Linked DNA regions of Homo sapiens: region 2 is linked to region 1. Evidence: chromatin loops called from intact Hi-C (ENCODE). Cell type or tissue: PC-3. All regions are shown on one strand. Links, peaks and the distances in the headings refer to the core of each region. The heading gives the core; the rest is flanking DNA.

Region 1 (7,831 bases), core at 1,184-6,183:
GTATAGGTCGGGTGTGGTGGCTCACTCTTGTAATGCCAGCACTTGGGAGGCCAAGGCAGGTGGATCACGAGGTCAGGAGATTGAGACCATCCTGGCCAATATGTTGAAACCCTGTCTCTACTAAAAATACAAAAATTAGCTGGGTGTCGTGGCACGCATCTGTAATCCCAGCTACTCGGGAGGCTGAGGCAGGAGAATCCCTTGAACCCAGGAGGTGGAGATTGCATTGAGCTGAGATCGCGCCACTGCACTCCAGCCTAGAGACAGAGCAAGACTCCATCAAAAAAAAAGTATAAATATTCCATTATCCAACAATTCCTGTTGTAATAATCTATCCCACATAAATAACAGAATGTGAATATATGTGTATATATATGTATGTACATATGCATGTAGTTAGGTAGGTACATATACACATACACAGAGTGATATGTACATATATATCTAAATTCCATTTCAGTATTGTTTATATTAGCAAAAACTGGAGGCAAACTAAGGCGCCATCTACATCATGCATCTTTTTAAAGGAAATGTATCATATGTAATAAACTAATTTTAAGCAAAAATGCAGGTTACACGCTGATATGTAACAAGAAGTGTTAGAAAGAGATTTGTAAAATAGATACACATATTGATATATGTATTATGATGCCTGCATAAGTAAAGCAGAAAGTTAGGAAGTACATATAACTCTCAGTTTTTACCTTGGTGCGACTGGAGGGGTGAAAGAAAGAACTTTAATCTCCTTACAAAATTTTTAGAAGAGCTAATGGTATGAGTAAATATGGGGTAAATATTTATTTTTTATAACTTTCTGTATCTTATAAAAAATTTGTAATGAGTTAGATATTTATCTGTATATTAACTATCTGGTTTGCACAGATAGACTGCATATTTCTAAAGATTTTAAAGGTAATATTAGGAGATAAACATCTCTAACATGTCTTCCACTGGAAGAAGGAAAACCATGATTTTTACATGAATATATCATTTTGTGTTTTATAATTTAACAAGGACACAACAGAAAAAGATATGAAGTCAGGCAGGATTATTTAATGCATATTGGTAAAAAAAAGACTAACACTGGTTAAAAAGATTAAAAAGTAACAGAAAAATGAAAACAAATGCATAAGATCTAAAAGAAAGGGACAGAAAGACTACCATCAGAAGATATGAGAAGATAGGTCGAATTATAAAAGCCATATTCAGGAAGTCATAAGATGACTTTTTGAATTATTAAATAGAGTGTCATAAAATTGATGAAAAGTAAGCCAGTTATATGCTTGCATGTACAAAAACAAAAAAATAAAATATATAAGGAAAACAAAGAGAAAAGATGCTTTTAAATCAATATAAAGTAGGATAAAGATGGTGGATGAAAAGGGTCCAATCTAAAGGAAATGAGAAGGGTAGATGCAAGATGTATAATTTCCACTTGCCAAATATTATAAAAAGACAAGTGGCAAGCTATGGCTGCACAGAAATCTTGCCTAAAAGAAAATGTAGAGGAAATAGAAAGCATCAGGGTCCCATAACCCAAGAGACAAAGGAATGACATGATGCTGAACATTAATAGACATAAGAGAAGCTGATCAAGGAATGATTCATATTCCACTTTTCAAGATGAGACGCAAACAGGAGTAGTAATAAAACTAATAAAATTTTGTCTTTATTGTATTAATCAGCATTTCCAAAGAAGCTCATTTGTGAAGAAGAAAGAAAAAAATTGTGGTATCTAAAGGGAAAATATTTTAAGATCTTGTTTAAGTTTTCATAAAAGAACAAATCTGTGATCATCCATGTAGCCTCTTTCACATTTTATAAAAATTGTATACCCAAGGAACTGGAAAAGACACATTCATCTAACATGGTTATTTCACTATCATTCTGGCCTCTCTGCCTTCAATTTCCTTGCTTCTTTCTTTCTTCTTCTTAACCCATGGTTTTGGATAATTATAGTTCATTTCTTCAACCCCAATAAGATTCTTTAGAGTATTTTGCTGCTTTATTCACTATGCACTTAGCTAACTTATGTTTAGTTGTTCTAATTAAAATGATTATTAAAATTATCTCAGTAATAGAAGACTTTTAACACTGTGTCTCTTTATTGATGGAAGGAAATTAAAAAGAAAAATTTATAAGGCCTTAAGATGTTGACTAAATTTGTAGTTTTGACAGTTTCACAAATTAAATTATTTTTAAGCAAAATGAACGAGCAATGTAGTGACAAATGTAAAACAAACATTGTTTTGGCATTTCACTGTGCCTACGATGAAGCACATGGCCTCAGTGGGGGGAAAAGGAATCAGAACGGATATCAGGAACTAAGGAAGGGACATCTGATAAAGTGACTGCAGCTCCTGGGCTGTGCTGAAGAACCCCGTGTTCTTGCTCTATCTCATACAGCCTTATTAAGGCTTCTTGCATGTGCGGGTCAGCAATAGGGAAGGGTGTACATATGTCAGCACAAAGTAATAAAGAATTTATTTACTGTGAATATAGATCCAAATAAATAAAATGCATACATGCTATGTACTATGCCACATACAAGGAATACAAAGTTAAACAGCAGGTGGACTTTTTCATAAAGCTTTCATAGTCTCTTGGAGAAAGACTGTGAACAGATAAACATAACAGAACATGGAAAGGGAGGAAGACCTGTACGAAAAAAATGTAGTTGGAATTAAGAGGCATTTCTGGCCTCCTTGCCGGCTGCCTTTAATTCTCACTATTCTACTGAACTTAGTTTTCTTTGCCTGTCCAAGGTACACAGCATTCTTGGCATCACACTCTTAAACAAATTTTTTTTTCTCTGTAGATTGTTTACCAATCCTTGCTTGCCTTTTATTTATTTATTTATAAATTTTTATAAATAGTAAGTATGAGTATTGTTTGATCAAATTAAAGTTGCATTTTTGTGTATATGTGTCCACATACAGGTATCTGCGGCCACTACCTAGAGGATGAAGAATAGCAAATGCATTTTCTGTATCTTAATATGGGCCTATTGAATTGCAATGGCTCTGAATCCTTCCGGTTTGATCTATACAGAGGCCAAAAGAAAAAAAAAAAGTTCCGTGAGTGGTAGTCTGAGAGATTTTCACCAAATAGAAAAATAAATATTCTTATTACATTAAAATTGGAATAAAGCTATAATTTGGGAAACATGGACCAGAATGTCCAAATATCATAAAAACATTGCAAAACAATTGAGGGTAAAATAGGTCTCAATAAGAATAGAAGCAAATAAAATGAAAAAAAGAGTCATTATTAGAAAAATTATGAAATAATAATTTAAAACACTTATCAGTAGAGTCAATTGGATTGACGGTAAATTGTTATGATGCAATAATCCAGTTAACTCTCTAATTGAGACACATTTTACCCTCATGCGTAGATTACTGCCCATACCTTAAGGTTTATATTGTAAGTTGCAAATGATTAATTATTTAAAATAATACTTTATATTATTTTTATAATTTATAAAAAAAATAGGTTTTTTTAATTTCCAAAAGAATCTGAAGTTATTTTATAGATATAGGACATAATATATAATTTTAAATTTTATTTTCCATTAAAGACTGATAATAAAGAGCAGTGACATTAAATCAAATAGAATATTAAAAACTAGAAATAAACAAACATGCTTAACATTTGGCATTCAAGAAGTTACTATATATGAGTCAGGAATCTTTCCTCTTGTCCTGTTTAGTTTTATCTTATGTCAATACCTCTATCAGTTTGGATTTCTGTTTTTGCCTTCTTCTCTGCATTTTCTTTGTAGAAGCAGTCTTACCCCTTTCCATCTACTTTCAAGTCTTCACTCAGCTGCTTCCTCTTTCAGAAAACGTTTCCCCAGTTGATCCAAGTAAGAGCCTCTCCCGTATTACCATCTTCCATTACACTAATTATGTTGTACTGACAGTATGTGTACACAATGTCTTTATTCGTAGACTAAAAATTCCTCTCTGTAGGGGAAAATTTCTTATCTATTTTTATATCCCCAGAGAGAAAATACTTGATTAATTATTTTGTTAAATATAAGTGTTACTAGCATTATAGTCATTGACAAATATGTACGGGTGCACAGATTCACTTCTTTGCCACTAGATGGCACTGTTAATCACCGTGGTGCTCTTGGATAGTGCCTCAAGCCTTCGTGCAGTTTTGATACCCTAAAGCTCTGAAAACTGTTACCTTAACTCACTTTGGAAGGGCAAAATCTGACCTAACTTGAACTTATTTTGTGGAATAATCTGACTTAACCTGACGATAGAATATTTATAGTCTTTTTTTTCTCTGTAATGTAAATATTAATATGACTGATTATAGGGTGCTATTCAAACCCCCGAGGATTATGTAACATTTAAATTAAGCTCCACATTACATTTCTCAAATACAAAAAGTTATGATTTCTGAAAACCAACTAGCTCAGGAGTTTTTGGTAGATGATTCTTGTCCTCCACCAACAATCCCGTTATTTTTCAGAAAATATTTTAATAATGATATAGAAAAGAATTCATTAAATTATAACCTATGCATCTGTGATAGCTCTAACCTCACCTATCTTAGCACCCAATTATGTTCCTATAAACCTTATTCTTTTTGCTTTCACAATATATGTCAATGTGAAAATTAAACTTTGAGAACATATGTACCTTTTTCTAAAATTTAACTGGTTACAAAATGTGGTCTATATAAAGATACTTCTTAACTTTTCCTGATTAATCTTGATTTTGTACCTATACTCTAGTATAACCGATAGTTCTATTTGAAGTTCGCTGTTGTTCAACTCTCTTATGACATATTTAAATTACATGCAAATGAGCTGGTCCCACATACATTTATATTTTTCTATATTATACAATTTTATAACTGTAGAAATATCTTCAGTAGTGCTTATTAGTATTCTAGTTTAAAATATTTCAACCAAACATGATATGAAAATAGATTTTCTAAAAGCTAACCCCACTCCTTTCCTCTTCTCCTCCAAGTTATAGGAATTTATTTTGAAATATTATCTGCCAAAATCTGTGAATACTGAAGTTAACCTTTCAAAATTTTTTCTTAGTAAGGTGACCACCAGATACCAGTTTCCTTGTTTCTTAATATGTGGCATTGCTTTTTCGTGTATCTTTAGTTGTTCTCAAATCTACGGCCTTATTTCTTGGCTTACTCTGAAAACTCCAATAAGGAACCAAGGGATGCACACATAATGTAATAGGAAGACCATCTGAGTATGAATTAGAATATCTGGGTCTTAGTCCCAGGGCACTTGCACAGTAGTTTGGCAAAATGATGCCTCCTGCAACCCTTCTGGTTCTTATAAAATGAGACTATAAAGTATGAATATTTCTGTCTGGCTTATCCATCTCACATTCTCATAATGATTAACAGAGTCATTCAGGTTGCTTCCTGCTTACCTGTAATAGTTACCTAGCTTGCTGAAAGAATTAGTGGTGGTTTTTCCTACTGTGAGGCCTGCATTTGTCAACTGGCTAGACTCAGACATTTTAATAACAATCCGAAACATCTCTTTGCACTTTGTAGTCTGAGGTAATCCAACCTGGAATATTTTGATTATCATTCCAGCTCCCTAACAAGTTATGCATTCTGGCATCCTTCCTACAAACCTTAGCATGATTTTGCTCTCTAGCCATGGAAAACATCAAAATGGATTTTGCAGGTAGAATCCACAGGTCAACCAAAAGTGTGGATATCACTATGGTTAAGAACACACTCCCTGGAGCCTAGGTCAGTTTTAAATTCTGTCTCTATGATTTACTGGCCTTGGGAAAATTACTTAACCTCTCTGTGCAGTTTCCTGATGTACAAAATAGGCATAATAAAAATATATTCCTCATAAATGATTTAATATATCTAAAGCACTTACAACTGTGCTTGGATCATAATAAATGTTATGCATGTGTTACGTGTAGTTTTATTATAATTTGAGATATAGTGTAATGACTATAAAAATATGAACTCTGAAACAAAATGGTCTGTTCTGAAATCCTGGCTACGTCACTTACTAGCTAAACATCCTTCCATGAGTCACTTAAGCTTTTTCCCATCTGTAGAAAAGGAGGTGTATAATAGTATATATACCTCATATGTGGATTGTGAAGATTAAATAATGTCTGTAGTAAACATAGTGTCGTGCATAGCACATAATATACATTCAATAAATGTTATTTTTATTACTAATGGATTAAAATTAGAAGGGTCTTAAATATGTCTCCTAGAATTCTGACAAGGGCTACAAGTGTTACATTGCTCTTATTTTATGACATAAGTTAGACAGGTAAGACTGGGAAAAAATGATATTTAAACTGTTACAAGTTAAATATAAACTGTCCATGAGATCCCCAAATAGAGATTTCAATTAAGAATTTGACATGAATCTTAGAAAGGTAATGTTAATGAAGTTAAAATTTTAGAAACCATCACTATGGAGATGATATTTAAATCCATGAAAAAAGAATCACCCAATAAAACATTAAACAGACCCGTAGAAAATTAAATCACCCAATGAGAGATTAAAGTCAGAGATTAAGGAAACCTTTTCTAAGCCCGTAGGAAATCCTGAATTTGGAAGTTAAATTGAGGAGTTAGAGAGCAAATGAGACAGAGAAACTGAAAACAGCAAGTAAACAAGCAAAGAGAGGAACAACAAATGCAGAACAGTGTGGAATCTTAATATCTAACAGAGGCCAGAACAAGCTATTTGTCAAAAGCTACTGTACAGGCAATTGAAGTAGGGAGGAAAGTATTCACTGGGTTTCATTATTTAAAGGCTGATCCAGCTTGACAGCAGGTTTCAGATAGAGTGGTGAGGTGAGGATGGAAGTTACTTTGTTTGTTTTGTTTTGTTTTGTTCTTGAGACAGAGTCTCATTCTGTCGCCCAGGCTGGAGGGCAGTGGCGTGATATCGGCTCACTGCAAACTCCGCCTCCCAGGTTCAAGCAATTCTCCTGCCTCAGCTACACGAGTAGCTGGGATTACAGGCGTCTGCCACCATGCCCGGCTAATTTGTGTATTTTTAACAGAGATGGGGTTTCACCAAGTTGGCCAGGTTGGTCTCGAACTCCTGACCCCAAATGATCTGCCCTCCTTGACCTCCCAAAGTGCTGCGATTACAGGCGTGAGACACAGCACCCAGTCAATGGAAGTTAATTTGAAACAGACTAAAAAGTAAGGAAGTGGGCACAGTAAGTTTAAACAACTTTTTGCTTACATTTAATAAGAAAGGAAGCAAAGAAGTTCAGGAAATCACTGTATAGGAATTTAGAGCCAAGGGAGGGCTTTTTGAAGAAAAATTCTGCTAAAATCTTATTATAGTTATAAATTGTATGCATACTTAAAAAGTTAAAACTAAAAAAAAAATAAGTAATTAAGGAAAATGGAAGAGATACGATAAAAGGCCATGTGAAGAAATTTGCCATTGACAGAGAAAGGAATTTATTTATTATTATAGGAGGTAGGGAGGATGACAAATTTAGACTCAACCAATTTTGGGTGATGAGAATAGAATGGGACTCAAATCTAGCAGTTTGTATATTTTTTAGGTATTATATGAGTCAGTGTTTTGTGAGAAAAAGATAAATCACTTCAAGATTTTACAACAGGAAGAACATAATGCAGGGAATTGATTGAACTGGTATGAAGGAGCTGAGCATCCACATAGGGAAACTGAGATAACAGAGACTGTAGACAGCAGAACATAACTATCACCTCTGCATTAGAGAAGAATGGAGGAGGAGGTATTACTAGTTCCAGGGACAAAGGTCACCCCACAGAAGCTGGAAACAGAGCCTGTCCACCCAATGAG
Region 2 (7,831 bases), core at 1,457-6,456, 420 kb after region 1:
TGCCCCATGTGTTGATTCTTGGGCATCTTCTTTCCAGTATCACGGCTTTAACACCATCTATTTGCCTGTTGCTCAGAACATTATCCCCATTCTGCACTTTTTCCCTGAACTTCAGAATCTGAGAGCTAACGCCTACTAAACATTATCAGTTAAATATTCAATAAGTATCTCAAATTTATTCTATCCAGACCTGAAATCTTCTTCTAGTTGTTCATGCTAAAACCTTCCATTCAGTCTTGACTTATTCCTTTCTCTCATATCCTACCTTTAGCAAATCTAAACTCTATTTTCAAAACATATTCAGAATTCAGTTACTTCTCACCACCTATTGCACATTAATAAAAGATACCAACAATGTTCGCATAGATTATGCCATGATCTCCTACTTGATCTCACTGCTCTACCCTTGTCTCTCCAGAGTCTGTTCTCAACACAGTAGCTGTGATCCTGTTAAAATATGACATTCATCTACCTAACAACATTCAGTGTATTCCCAGATTAGAATAAAAGCCAAAGTCCTAAAATGGCCTGACACACTAAAGTTAATCACTACATCCCCAGACTTTACCTCTCTGACCTCATCTCACCTAAGCTTTCCTCCTTTCAGTTCTCTTCAGCAAGACTGTCCTCATTGCTATTCCTCTAACATACCAGGACTCTTCTAGTCCATCATCTTTGCACTTGCTGTCCACTTGATTGGAATGCTTTTTTCCCAGATAGACACGTGGATTATTCCCTTACTTTATTTAAAACTTTGCTTATGTTGCCTTTTGAGTGAGGCCTTATCCTACTGTCTATTTAAAATTCCAGCTTTTCCCATCATAGTCTGTACTGTCTACTCTCCTCTGACCTTTTTTTTCTATAGTATGCTGTATAGGTTTTTTAAAAATGTGATTTATTTTTTGTTTCCTGTGCCAGAGATACTATTGCTCAGCAAACATTAATGTGCCCCCCTTATTTTGCAGATCATTTGAAGTTAGGCAAGGCCAGTTGTTTATATGGCCTATATTCATGTGACTAGTTCTTCTGGTCCAAATGACATGCACCATGTCCAGGCTAAACAGTAAAAGTAGGGTCTCTTCCTATGCTGAAGTATTCAAGGAGGAGGCTACATGTTCTGAAAGGCACAATTACTGAATAAAGGAGTTTCCATCAACCTGGATTCCTGAGTGACTCACGAATATCATCACCTCTAGAAACCATGATGGACTTGCAGTGTGTCCGTGAGTGAGAAATGAACTTTTGTTGTGTTAAGCCACTGAGCTTAGAGGGTTGCTTGTCACCACAGCATAATTTAAACTATCTTGATCTTGACAATACATTCCCTCTGTGAAAGCAATAATATTTTTTCTTTTTCATTTTTGTTAACGTATGTATTCCCATAACATCAGACAACTACTAACACATAGTTGCTAAATATTTGTTGAATGACTGAATAAATAAATAAATGAGTGAATGGTATCCATATATTAATAATATTGTATTCCTTAACAATTAAGTGTACATTAAACCTGTGTACAAAGATTTGTTTAATAAGTACTCTGGATTTAGTCTATAGGCTCACTGAAATAAAATGTGCCCAAATCTAAATAAGTGTCTGATGAGAGAGATTAAAAAGTTATAAGGCATGGGAACATTTTTTCTGGTGTGAGATGGTTCTGCTAATTGTAGAACATCTAGAATCCCAAATGTATTCCATTTGGAATTCTAGTGGTGCCTCTCTCCTTCCCAGTGAATAGAATGTCGAAAAAAAAAAAACCCAATTAAAAAAAAATAGAAACTCTGAAGACTGGAACTATCCTCATCTAGAAAACTTGATTTTTGTGAAAATTACTAATAAATTGCAAAAAAAAAAAAACCATTTAGCTGTCAGAAGTTTCCTCTAAAGAGAATGAAAATGTTTTATTTGATATCTGAATAATTTGAAACACTGTTGGAAAATGATGTAAAAAAAATTTGAAGACCTAGAAAAGGGATTGACAAATTTTTCTCTAAAGTATTTTTAGACTTTGCAGGCCACACACGGTCTCTGTCATATATTTTTCTGGTTTTTTGTTTTGTTTTGTTTTGTTTTTGCTATCTTGTTTGTTTTGTCTTATTTTTAACCCTTTAAAATGGGAAAGCCATACTTAGTTCTGGGGGCATACAAAAACATGCTACAGGCAGAGGGCAGAATTTAGCCTGCAGGCTGGCCAAAATTTGCCAACCCCTGCCCTAGCTCTCTCCCCTTACACTCTTAAAAAGTTTTTGAGGACCCAAAGAGCTACTGTTTATATGAGTGGTATAATATTGACATATATAATATCAATATTTACTGTATTCAAAATTAAAGCAGCGAAAGTTCTAAAACATTAATTCCTTTTCCAAAAACCAAAGTTAATTCATTATGTGAGATATAATTAATATGTATTTATGAAAATATATTTTTTCAAAACAAAATGAGAAGCAAGTATTTTACATTTTTGTAGATTTATTTAATGTCAAGTACTAGAAGATGAATGGATTCTCATATATACTTCTGCATTCAAGGTATACATTGTTTTGGTTTAAATATATGTAGACAAGATAGTCTTATACAGGTATGTAGTAGGAAAAGATAAGAACATTTTAATAGGCGTTTCAGATGATTGTGAATATTATTTTTAAATGCTACATCAATACTCATCATGTCATAGTTTCTCAAAAGGTAGTTGCAACGTAGAATAGGAAACCATGTCAATGAACTTTATAAACTCTGTTACACTAAAATTTATATGCCTGTCTTGGACTTTGAATAGTTCTTTACCCAGTCATAACTTTATAAGCATTGGTCATTTGGAAAATATTGGTTTACTAAGCTATGCATACCTACAAAATGTTGACTCTTTTATTAGTCTAAATTTTTAACAAGCGTATTAATTAATATCACCACCAATTGTGTGATAAAAGACTTTAAGTATTAGAATAACAAAGTGATAGACATTCTAATTTTAATTTTATGTTGATATCTCACATTTTATTGTTGAGAAAATATTGACATTTAATGGCCTTGAAGTGACAAGCCCATTTCATCATTTTTGACAAAAAATGCATCAAAACATCAAATGTGAATAAACGAACTTTGTCCCTAATTTTTCCAAGTTAAAAAAAACTTTTATTTCATGAAAGACTTATTCTAGCTTGCAATTTAAACAATGGCACACATGCTTTCTCTCAGAACAACTGTCATATTTTGGTATGTAACAAAAGTGATGACATGGTCAATGCTAGAGATTTAGTAAAATTAATAATATTTATTGCTTCATGAAAGATATTCTTAATTAAAACTTGTATTTTTTTCCTGTGACTGAGTGGTGGTGATGAACAGTGACTATTAGTTGAGTTCAGTTTCACTACTTTGATCCATGCCAGGACACCATAGTTTTCCCCCCATTGCTGTTCCACTGTGGTTGCAAACATCAACACAGTGAAAAAAGTAACATAACACATTATTATCATAATGGTTATTATCAATTTTATTATTTTAGCCTGTGGTAAACTTGAAAAGGTCACAGGGACTACTGTGTGTCCACAGATCACTTTAAGAACTGCTGTCTAGAAGTTATCCTTTGCAAGGAGGCAAACCCCTCCCTGCCAAACCTAAGCCTATCTTCCAAATGTTGGTGTAAGAAACTCCACAGATCCTGTCTCCAGTGAAGAAAGCATACCTTTTAAAGAAAGAAAAGTGTGTGTATGTGTTTGTGTGTGTGTCTGCATATGTTTAAAAACTGCAAATTGTCCTAAAAGCATACAGCAAATAAAGAAACATTTATTCAAGACAATCTAAATAATCACACAATAAGAACAAGGAGCATTTGTGGCATTTGAACCATGACCCATTTCTTTCCTTTCCCTTCCATCTTAGCATAGTAGAAACTTCAATCTAGTCGGGAGCAACCAAGAACATAGACTCCCTCTTTCTCCAGCTGCAATATCTTTCAGGAGAATTAAGGTCAGTTAAAATCTAGAATATCTCCCAGGAGAGGCAGGCTATCCGCGTTTCTCATGCCACCCAGCTCTCTGTTACAGTAGCCCTATTCCAAGGCAAGAATAACTGACCTAGCCCCCATTCTAGGACAGAAGCTAAACCCCAGGCACAGGAGTTGTAGAATGCTGAGACCTTGTTAACCTTCATCCCAGCTCACTTATAAGTCTAAGTGAGCTTGTCCCTTCCATGCTGGGAGGAATAAACTAAGAAGAACAAAGGTATGCAGTTCCAACCAGTTTCCTGCTTGTAAAACAGTGTGTCACTCAAAGACAAGTGAAACAATATCCCTACACTCAGCTTTAGAGCAGTCGTGCACAGATTTTGTTCAGGGGCAGAGAAGACAATAAGAAGAGAGAGCTCTGAAACACTCCCCAAAAGACCTGACTTTATTTGGAAAAGAGTACGGGGAAAGTTCAAGCTTAGGGACAATCTTGAAAACAAATAAGAGGATAATGGGAGCTCCATGAGTGTGGTGAGCTACACCATTTCCAATATAGAAAATATAGAAATCTAACAAAGAGAGCTAGAGACAGAGACGGGTAGTAAGAGGGTCCTCTTGGGTTGGAATGAAAACCAAAAATGAGTCTCATAGACTACCCTGGCAAAGAGTATCAAATTTTAAAAAAAAGCAGAAAAATATCCAAAGAAATAATGGCTAAAATATATTTTATTTTATTTTTTAACTTATTTTTTAATTTGTATGAATGTAGGACATTCAAATGCAGTTTTGTAACATAGATATATTGTGTAGTGGCAAAATATAGCCTTTTAGTATAATCATCGTCCAAATAATGTACATAAATAATTTCTCATCCTTTACCCTTCTCCCGCTGTCCCAACCTTCCAGGCCTCCAGTGCCCATTATTCCGCATTCTATGTTCATTTGTATACATTATTTAGCTCCCACTTATAATTGACAACATATAGTTTTTGATTGTACTAATTACCTAATCTAGGTATTTGCGTAGAGATTGTACTAATTAACATTCCCACCAACAATGTAGAAGTATTCTCTTGTCTCTGCAGCCTCACAACCTCTGTTGTATTTTGACTTTTTAATAATATCCATTCTGACTGGTATAAGATCGTATCTCATTGTGGTTTGAGTTTTTATTTTTCTGATTAGTGATGTTGAGTTTTTTTCATATGCTTATTGATAATTTCTATGTCTTTTCAGAAATGTTTGTTCATATAATTTGCCCACTTTTTAATGAGGTTATTTGATTTTTAAAATTGTTGTTAACTGTTTGGATTTCTTATAGATTCTGGATATTATTCCCTTGTTGAATGCAAGTTTTGCAAAAATTTTCTCTTATTCTGTAGGTTGTCTGTTCACTCTGTTATTTCTTTGGCTATGCAGAAGCTTTTTAATTTAATTAAATCTCATTTGTCTATTTTTGTTTTTGTTAACTTTATTTTTGAGGTGTTAGTCATGAATTTTTTTGCCTAAACATATGTTCAGAAGAGTTTTTCTGAGGTATTCTTTTTTTTATAGTTTTAGGTTTTGTATTTAAGTCATTAATTCATTTTGAATTAATTTTATGTATGGTGAGAGTTAAAATCCAGTTTCATTCTTCTTCATATGGCAAACCATTTTTTCCAGCACTATTTATTGAATAAGATGTCTTTTCCCCAATGTATGTTTTTGTTGACTTTATCAAAGATTAGTTGGCTTTAGGTATGTGGCTTTGTTTCTGGGTTTTCCATTCTGTTCCATACATCTATTTGTCTATTTTTATACCAGAACTACACTATTTTGGTTACTATAGCCTTGAGGTAATTTGAAGTCATGTAATGTAATGCTTCTAGCTTTGTTCTTTTTGCTTAGGTATGCTTTGCTATTTAGGGTCCTTTTTGGTTCCATATGAATTTTAGGATTCTTTTTTCTAATTGTGAGAAAAATGATATTGATATTTTTATAGAAATTACATTGATTCTGTAGATTGCTTTGGGAAGTATGGTCATTTTAATGATATTGATTCTTTTGATGCATGAACATGGGATGTTTTTACATTTGCTTGTGTCATCTATGATTTCCTTCCTCAATGTTTGTTGTTTTCCTTGTAGAGATCTTTCATCTTCTGGGTTAAATATATTCCTAAGTATTTTATTTTTGTAGTGATTGCGAATGGGATTGGCTTCTTGATTTTGTTCTCAGTTTGATTGTTACTAGTGTGTAGAAGTTCCACTGATTTTTGTACATTGATTTTGTATCCTGAAACTTTACTGAACCGATTTATCAAATCTAGGAGTCTTCTGGAGGACACTTTAACGTTTTCCATATGTAAGATTATATCATCAGCAAACAGATAATTTGACTTACTCTTTTTCAATTTGGTACTTTGTTTTTTTCTTGCCTGATTGCTCTGGCAATCAGGTTCTTCCAGTACTATGTTGAATAGGAGTAGTGAATATGAGCATCCCTGTATTGCTCTAGTTCTTAAGGGAAATGCTTTCAATTTTTCCCCATTCAATATGATGTTTGCTGAGGGTTTGTCTTATATGAATGTTATTATTTTGAACATTCATATAATTATCCTTGAATTATTCTTGCCTGATTGCTCTGGCAATCATAGTACTTCTGGTGCTATGTTGAATAGGGGTGGTGAATATGAGCATTCCTGTCTTGCTCTAGTTCTTAAGGGAAATACTTTCAATTTTTCCCCATTCAATATGATGTTTGCTGAGGGTTTGTCTTATATGAATGTTTTTATTTTGAAGTATGTTTCTTCTATGCCTAGTTTGTTGAGGGTTTATATCATAAGAGGATTCTGAATCTTATCAAATGCTTCTTTTGCATCTATTGAGATGATCATATGATTTTTGTTTTCTGTTTATGTGGCAAATCACATTTATTGATATGCATATGTTAAACCATCCTTGCATCTCTGGAATAAAATCCACTTGGTCATGATGAATTATCTTTTTGATATGTTGTTGCACTTGGTTTGTTAGTATTAGGTTTGCTAGGATTTTTGCATCTATGTTCATCAGGAATATTGGTCTGTAGTCTTTTCTGTTGTGTTCTTGCCTGGCTTTGGTATCAGGGTAATACTGGCTTCATAGAATGAGTTAGGGAGGAATACCTCCTCCTTGATTATTTGGAAGAGTTTTAGGAGGATGGGTACCATCTCTTCTTTGAATGTTTTATAGAATTTGGCTGTGAATCCATCTGCTCCTGTGCTTTTTTGAGGAGGGAGATTTTTTTAATTACTGATTCAATTTCACTACTTTTATTAGTCTGTTCAGGATTTCTGTTTCTTTATCATTCAATCTTCGGAGGATGTATGTTCCCAGGAATTTATCCATTTCCTCAGATTTCAAGTTTGTGCATGTATGGTTTTTCATATGTCTCTAATGATTGTTTTTTATTTCTGTGGTATCAGTTGTAATGTCTCCTTTTTTCATTTCTGAATACGTGTATTTTGGATCTTCTCTTTTCCTGGTTCATCTTGCTAGTGGTCTATCAACCTTATTTATCTTTTCAAAGAAACAACTTTTCATTTCATGGATCTTTTGTATTGTTCTCTTGTTCTCAATTTCACTTAGTTCTGCTCTAATCTTTGTTGTTTCTTTTCTTCTGCTAGCTTTTGGCTTAATTTTTTTCTTGTTCTTCTAGTTATTTGAGGTGAAATTTTTGGTTGTTAACTTGTGATGTTTTTATTATTTTGATGTAGGCATTTAATGCTATAAAATTCCATCTTAGCACTGCTTTTGCTGTATCCCAAAAGTTCTGGTATGTTATATCTTGATTTTCAATCATTTAAAAATATTTTAAATTTTTCATATTAATTTAGCCATTGACTCAAAGATGGTTCAAGTTTA

What was found. A loop is a pair of places that touch in the nucleus more often than their neighbours do. Peaks named below come from ENCODE experiments on the same cell type or tissue, not always from the same donor. Only the 100,000 strongest peaks of a DNase experiment are listed, where the experiment ranks them.
Region 2: it touches region 1 in a loop (2.3-fold over the local background); 3 of 110 quality-filtered maps call a loop at or near these places.

Annotation. Positions count from the first base shown.
Region 1 is chr3:87,346,690-87,354,520 of GRCh38, forward strand. No RefSeq gene overlaps it. Among named protein-coding and RNA genes, the nearest start is that of POU1F1, 74 kb to the left of the region's middle. In PC-3, for the core only: a CTCF peak has its summit at 4,095 (motif pointing right); a DNase peak (open chromatin) is centred at 4,122; H3K27ac peaks cover 777 bases.
Region 2 is chr3:87,762,671-87,770,501 of GRCh38, forward strand. No RefSeq gene overlaps it. Among named protein-coding and RNA genes, the nearest start is that of HTR1F, 26 kb to the right of the region's middle. In PC-3, for the core only: no CTCF peak of the experiment used is centred there; a DNase peak (open chromatin) is centred at 4,251.